Regions from separate parts of the Mus musculus genome. Here region 1 is linked to region 2. The links are chromatin loops, found by intact Hi-C in ENCODE. Cell type or tissue: heart. All regions are shown on one strand.

Region 1 (4,000 bases), 140 kb after region 2:
AAAGACTTCCTACATATTGCTCTCACCGATTGAGCACATTTACAATAGGAAAGTATCAGGTAGGGCGTGTGGCATACATCAGTGGGCCCATAAAGATAAATAACCCTTGTAACTTCTTGGAGCTGCGCTGCCTCCAACTGTAATTTGCTTCATGTATCCTTTGGTTGTGTCATTAACTCGATGAGGACAGGGAGAAGAGCTTATTGTTTGAGGCAAATGGCTTGGGAAATTCTACTGAAAAATCAACCCCTCCAATTCAAACCGTAAGCGTTCTAATGTCCCTAGAGACCAAGCAACAGCCCACACTTCAATTAGATTCTACTTATTTCTGTAGCTGTCTCAGTAACTACCCAGGTTTGCAGTTTGTAAGAGTTTTGTTTAGAAGATACCAGAATCTAAGGGGGGGGGGGATTGAAAGCTTATTACCAATAATAACAGTGCCCATTGCTGCATAAATACACTCATTGCAATCCAGTGGGGGGAAAGTGATGTGAAAAATAATTTTTCATTCTTCCAATGTAGAATCTGGCAGTAAAAGACACAGAACAGAATCTCTACAGTCAGCAACTGTTCGAACCCAATCTTCGCTTTCTCACTTAGGCCTTTTACTTTCTTTAAAGATTTTATTAGGAGTCTGGGTCGTCAAAAGTCTGTCTCCTGTGTAAACATTCTGTTGTTCAGCCTTTTCATTTGATAGTGTTTTGTAAATACTTTTCTCTTTTTTCCTATTTGCTAAACTTATGTGCAATTGCTACACATTCTACCATTATAGGGATCCAAAGGAAGTGTGTCTATAGTACTCGGGTTTTTTGTTTTTTTCTTTTTAATCCCAAAACTGTCAGTAAAACAAATACCCTCTATATAGATATTTACATTTATCCATTTCAATTTTTCTTAGATGGGATCCCTATTAAAACCTAGTGAGTATTGGCATTTCTTTTCCAAATATATTTATCAATTTATACTATTACCAGTCATACTTACAGGTTCCAATGTGTGCTGTTTTTCATTTTTATCAGTAGGAAAACTATTTATCAGTTGTTTCCTTAATCTATACCTTAGTGATTACTAATACTAAATATTTTATCAGTGACTCATATTTCTTCCATTACATATTAGGCATAGCTTTCTCTCATTTTTTTAAAATGGGCCTCAACTCTTGTCTGATTAATGGCAAATTAGCCCAAGGATAAAAATCTTACTCATTTTCTCTATAGTTTTCTATTTGATACAGTCATAGAACTTTCTATCATTAGTGGAACTAAGTTCACTAAGTTGTCTTTGTGGGTTTTTTGCATTTTCTTAGAAAGTCCTCACCTATTCTGACCAGGGTGAGGTACTCTCCCTTATTTCCATTGAGTTTCATGGTTGCTTTTCTTCCGGCCTTGGATTAGCAGTGATTTACTACTCAGTGAAAAGCAGAGGAAAAATGATTTCATTTATTTGAGCTCCTGTGAACGGCGGGCTAGGAAAAAAAAAATGCCATTTCACTCATAATTCTTTGGCCCTTATTTGCAAGGCTGGCCTGAGTTGCTTTCTCTTTTTGTGGGATTTATATAACTCACCAGTTGTTTCTTTTGGCTCCTCTGCTTAGTTTAACTGAAAATCTTCTGGGCAGATGCCATTCAAGCTCCTGAGCTTCACCCATTAATAGCATTCAATGGCCATCAAAATGCTTATCACTCCATGTTGTCCTTCCTGTCGGTATCGGAAATGTTTTCCTCTCTGCTCCCCGAGTCAGTCCATTGATAGAAAGTGTTCAGAGACTAAGGCAGTATTAATGCTAACGTTTAAAGCACAAAGCTCGACTTTAGCTAAAACCATGAAACCATGTTAACTTGGCTGTACAAACTTGCGCACAATATGCACATCCATGTGCATTTGCTAGCAATAAGTGGTGTGTGTGTGTGTGTGTGTGTGTGTGTGTGTGTGTGTGGTACTTAGCAGCTCCCTAATCTTAAAAATAGGCTGAGACAGAAACATGATTTGGGATCTCAGGCAGACTGGTTGAGATCATAGCTGTGTAAAACAGCTGCCAAGAGGAGCCCGACTAGGGAATTGAACAGATTAGGTAACTCAGAAATTTAGACATTTCCCCCCATTATGTTTCTTGTTGCAGTTTTGTAATAAAAACACGAGCAAACTTCAAAGGAAGCTCTGTAGTAAAGGTTAATTGCCACTAAAGAAGAGGGTGGGCCCAAGCACCAGTACTTTGTGCCCAACTCCCAGGCAGACAGGAAGGATTACACGTGGCTGAACGCAGACGATGTGTGCCCAGCATCAGGAGAGGGAGGCTTAGCCAAACCTCAGGCCCCACCAGGGACCTCCAGGGAGTATGTGAGCATAGAGCCATGAGTCTGTGAGTCCATGCACGCTTACCAGTGGTCGGGGAAGGGAGGGGGAAGACTGCAGTTTCCTTTCCAAATTAAAACAGGACATGCTCTCCGTCCCTCCTCAGGACAATTCCTGAGTGGTGACAGAGGCGTGCTGATGAGAAAGCAAAGGACCTCAGGGGCCAGCTCTTCTCCACCAGCAGCAGAGCCCTCCACTGAACATGTGAGGAAAGGGAGGAGCCCAGGTAATACCAGATGCACAAACCGAGCAATGAACTGGCCATTGAAGCACTCTGTGAAAATGTCCCCAGGAAAATGAAATTTCACACTCCCAATGAAAGGAGGAAAGGAAACTACTAAGATGAGGAAAATAGATGCTCATGGAGCTGACAAATAGGCTGTAAAGGATTCTATGGAAATCCAGCAGCATAGATTTGGAAGCAGAGGTCTGTCCTATAGAGGTCATTGTCTTAGAGAGGTCACCCATGGGCAGTCTTCAAAGCACCATGATCCCAGAAAAGGGTGAAAGGCAAACACTCGTCATGTTTCAACTCTGGTCCATGTGTGTGACATCTGAGTCTCTATGGCATATTTGTGCCCTAGCCTGCTGACATGGCTTGGCATGTGGAATTTTCCTAATGGTCTTTCAAGCTCCTTTGACTCTCAGTGTTTCAGTTAGCTTCCTTGTTCTGACCTAATCCATTTCTTCCCTCTGGGCCTTGCTACCTGACAGTATTCAAAGCACTTCATTAGTCTGCTGTCAGAAAGATCCAGAATGAGAGAGGGTTGGGAGAGGTAGCAACAGACAGGGCCAAGAGTACAATAGGAATTGAAAACAAATAGCAAATATATACATAAATATATTTCTCATATTATGGTATAGGCCTTGCTAAGCTTCTCTTAAATGGCGATGGAAAGAAATTGCTAGAGCCTTTTGGCATCTATTTACAGAATCCAAGAAAACAAAATAGAGACACTAACGTTCTGTGGGTAAGGCCTAGAGGGAAAGCATGACCTGGTTAATGTTTGGTATATTTTGTTGTTGGTGAGCCTAGTCACCAGTCTATACTGGAAGGCCTGGTAGGACCAGACTCCTTACATGCCCGTCTGTATTCCTTTCACAATGCAACATTTGCCTGAACTCTCTTTTAGCACTACAAAATTTTAAGAGATTTTTGGCAACCTCTGACCTACTGGCTTTTTTTCATAAGCCTTTTATATCCCCAAAGTGGCTTTGCTTCCAATCCATTTAAAGTAGAATAGAAATGCCGGTATTTACATCACAGCTTACTGGCAGGTCGCTTCTCAGGCATCTGCAGTGAGCAGAGTACGGCCTTTCAGCGTTCAGGCCCTATCTACAGCAATTATTTGCCAGCATATCTAAAAGAAGGCAGGCATTTCCTGCTGCACACAAATGGGACACTCTTATCTAAATCACTGTTTAAACAGGTATTTAAGAAAACACTATCACAGGCAGGAATTTACTGATGACGGAACACACTGGTTTAGGGCTGGACTGGATGGTTAAGGACTAGCCATTGTCAAGAAAGGAAGTATATCAGCATGAGGAAGGTATAGAGAATATTTCACAACTCCCCAGGGGTCAAGATGGAGGATCATAAACTTGGGAAAGTGGCCATGAAAAAGGCAGTTGCCTTGAGGTTTCC
Region 2 (4,000 bases):
CAAGCTTCAAAAAGGAATAGCTAAAAAAAGGCCCCATGGAGGGAAACTAGCAACTATTTAGGAATATATATTCATGTGTTATAAGCAAGGCTTTAATAGAAAGTTCTGAAATTTCAAGTTTTCAAACTTGAAGAGATGTTTATATTTTTGTAATAAATTGACAGAGTTATGATTTCTGGGTCATAGCCTACATTCATCTATTAATGCAATTTAAGAAATTGTATTTTTTAATAAGAGGTTGAGAAAACCAGGATGACTAGTTATAGTTTTAGATTGTCAGGAAATTAGTGACAAATAGCTATGGATCCTGCAAAAAATGCATCAGCATTTGGGGGAAACATAGGACACTCATTTAAGTCTATTTGTGTTGATATAGCAAACTCAGACTTAAAAAAAAACAAAAAACAAAAAACAAAACAACAACAACACAAAAAAAAACCCATGGTTTTCTGGCTTCATTTGTACTTTAGGTAGAAGCTTTTACAACAAGAATTCAACTACTGAAGTTCATTTCCTGCCTTTAATTCTAAACGAGCAATTTGCTGATAATTTCCTGTCTACATTTTCATAAAGTAGAAAGAACAGGACTGCTTAAGCTTAATGTTTCAGTGACCAAATAAACTTCAGCAAGCAGAGCTTAGGAAGTGGGACAGCTATCTGGAAACTCGGATCATGATTATAAAATCTCCGCATGCTATTTATCTCCCCTAAACGCTTAAAAATATTCTGAAGGAAGGCCTTAGTGATTACTTCTTTGACCCCCAAACAAGCAGAGCAGTATGGCTTGTCTCAGTGGACCCTGAGCAATTCAAGTCGAGGGGTAGGAATCCACTGAACTGTGTACCTCTTCAGGAATGAGAAATAGCCTCAAGTGCGCTCTCTCTCTCTCTCTCTCTCTCTCTCTGGCCTGGATGAGGAAACTTTTTGATTTGAACTCTTTACACCTATATACTGATGTTTATCAACCCTTTGGAGTTCACATTAAAATAGAACATCACTAGAAAGCATCCTCTGAAATCTAAATTGGGCTGTCAATTAAAGGTGAAGAATGACTTTGTATTATTGCTTTAATGTGAAGCACCTTCTTTGTCCTGTTGAGGTACAATCATCTTCCATCCGAAATCCATTATAGCATCTGCAGAAAGCTTAGGAAGTTCACACTGGCCAAGGCTCAGAAGAGGGCCTGATCATAAAATCCACAAACTGTGGGGACAACTGACTAAACGTTAACAAGTGGCAGCTTGTGGCACTGCCCACCCCCAGGTGCCCAGCAGAGGTACAAGGGAAGTCAGATACTAATTACAAAGGGAGGTTTTTACTAGGCAGATTTAAGGGCCACAGATGAGCCAAATCCCGTTTTTTATTATCTACTGTACACTTAGCTAATGCTTTCCCCTATGAGGAGGGCTTAAACAGTAAGCACAAATAGCACAATGAAATTCTAATACTCTCCCTGTGTGGACCTGGATTATTTCAGCCACCAGCAATGTGAGTAGCTGCAGGTGTTGCACTAAATAAAGTAATATAAAGTGTCTAAATTGCAACTCTGGAAGTACTGTTTCAAGCCCCTGTCTGCTTTTTATTAACAGTCGGATTCCTTACTATCAGCAGCCACAACTACCTCTACCCTGTTATTCAGCAACAATATTTTGATAGGCACAGATCTATTAAAAATCACTGTTGATATTTTGTGACCATAGTCATTTCAGAGTTGAATAAGCATTCAATCTTCTCACAGAAGGGGAGAACGTAAACTTGCGATCCAGGAAAAGAGGAAGTCAGGGGTTACGGAGGTGCAGAGGCCACGGAGAATGAAACAGACCCCCTCCATCAAGCCGAAAACTTGGCAGCCTAACTAGAAACAGACCAGCCCTAAATCTTAAGGTTCATGAGCTCTTAGTAACATAATTAACCGAAATAAAACTAATATTCCCGTGTTGAGTTTCAGCTTAACAGACATCAGCAGCTCCAAGGGACTGCACCAGGGACGCGAAGTCGGAATGAGAAAATGCTTGCCTTGTTTAGGGACCGAGTCTGAAGGTAGGAAGGAGCACTCTCTAGCAAGTCCACAAAGTTTCTGAAGCAAAGAAAAGCTGTGTAGGCAGCCAGCTGTCCGGTTTACATTCCCTTCCTACTGTGAAGCAACACTTTGGAGGGAAGGTGTGGGTCACTCATTTGAAATTTCAGACAGGGCAGTGCTGGAGATGTCCAGTGCATGTGTTCTTAAGGAAGAAAACCCGAATTCCCAGGGGGAAACGCTGAACAGGAAATGTCTGGCCACTGGTTGCATCACGAGATATCAAAAGAATTTCACTTTGGCTCCTTCACTGCATCAAGTCAGGACATTCTTGATTTTTTTTTTTAAATACTCACTAAGCTCCTACAAAATGAACTAAGAAAAAAAATAGTGATATCAAAATGTTTCTAAAAGTTTCCAGTGTCTGAAATAGAGAAATAGAGGGGAAAAAACAAAAAACAAAAAACAACCAACAATTTAGGAAGAAATGCAGAGTGTTAGTTCTGAGGGATTAAATAAACAACATTAGTATCTGTGGATAGCAGTCAGGAAATTCCATTTATCTGATGAGCTGTTGGCGACCTAAGAAGTGTTTCAGCCCCCAACCCCCACTGTGCCCACAGACTTCTTTTTGCAGGAATTTTTATGCTGTTTTGCTGCAGATAGTGTGCATTTACAAGTAAAGATGCATTTACAAGTAAAGAGGAGACTAAAAAGGATTTCTTTCCTTTTCTTTAAATTGATGTCCATTTATATACCTCAGCTCAGGAAGTCCACAAATTCAGTCTCTAACTGGGAAGAGTCTTGTCACAGGACTGCCTGGGGCCATCAGCCCTGGTTTCTTTTCTTTCTTTCTTTCTTTCTTTCTTTCTTTCTTTCTTTCTTTCTTTCTTTCTTTCTTTCTTTCTTTCTTTCTTTCTTTTTTTTTTTTTTTTAACAAGCTTCTCTTTTAACACTTAACACCAGGGATGATTTAACAGAAAGTGTCTCAAGTCTGAGCTACAGCCCCTTTAGACTCTACCCAAACAAAGGTACTAATGTGTGGTCAGTTTCTTGGCAGCCCCACTCTCTGCTGATAACGTTCCTGTTTGGTATTCTCCAAGGAGTTGGCTGCTGGAAGTTGCTCGAACCTCATCCCTTGCTGCTCCGGGTGCGGGCGATGCTCCGACTGCGCGGCGCCAACCACAACATGCTACCCACCGTGAGAGAGCAGGACGCGGGCCGCTCTAGTCAGGACTTATCGTCTATCATACTGATTGACGAAACCAAGAGTGAGCAGAAAAAATAAACATGAACAGAGGCTGCAGTGTATGAGCCCCGTCAGCTGGGAGTTTTAGTATTTGGCCTTGGCGATCCCACTCTCCTGCTAGGTTATCTTTCCCGTGTGCTATCATTTATCATAACTTGGAGGGGCCAGGGGGGAGAAAAAAAACCTTGGACTTTTCTATTGGCTACATTCATTAGACAACTTTCTTTTTAATGCCCCCGCCCCTTCGCACCAACCCCTACCCACACATAATAATAGCATCCTTTTATATATTCCCCGAAGAACGTTGATGAAATCGAAATATGGTTCATCTCCTTTATTCCTGCTCCACATAGATCACGGCAAGTAATTAACCTTTGCTGGCCCATCAAATCTAGAATGCAAACCTGCATGTCAGTCTACTTCAGTCGGGCGCAATAATAAACCTGTACCTCTCTCTAACAAGGAAACTCAGTAAACATCCTGGATGTTGGTCACTGACTTGGGTAGCTAGTATCTTCTTTCTTAAGTAATGGCACTTGACTTTTTCAGACACAAACCATGTTTTGTATTGGTCTTGACAGCCACTATAAAGTACCCCCCAAGTGTGAGTAACAAAGATGATTTGTATGTGGCCCGCAGTCCTCCAGGATTCTAATAGCTTTCTCATTCCAGCCCAGAAAGACGGAACACAGGGTAGCTGGTTAAAGCTGATACAAGCGTTTCTTCTCTCAGCA

Evidence for each region. Hi-C counts contacts between places; a loop is a spot of excess contacts. Peaks named below come from ENCODE experiments on the same cell type or tissue, not always from the same donor. Only the 100,000 strongest peaks of a DNase experiment are listed, where the experiment ranks them.
Region 1: a loop joins it to region 2, with 2.3 times the contacts of the local background. A loop is called at or near these places in 2 of 42 quality-filtered maps.

The regions. Positions count from the first base shown.
Region 1 is chr3:30,242,426-30,246,425 of GRCm38, forward strand. The region is part of intron 1 of Mecom (MDS1 and EVI1 complex locus); the gene reads right to left. Among named protein-coding and RNA genes, the nearest start is that of Mecomos, 220 kb to the left of the region's middle. In heart, no CTCF peak of the experiment used is centred here; DNase peaks (open chromatin) are centred at 2,336 and 3,676; H3K27ac peaks cover 1,591 bases.
Region 2 is chr3:30,103,456-30,107,455 of GRCm38, forward strand. All of the region lies in intron 2 of Mecom (MDS1 and EVI1 complex locus), which reads right to left. Among named protein-coding and RNA genes, the nearest start is that of Mecomos, 86 kb to the left of the region's middle. In heart, no CTCF peak of the experiment used is centred here; DNase peaks (open chromatin) are centred at 2,196 and 3,206; H3K4me3 peaks cover 1,380 bases; H3K27ac peaks cover 3,239 bases.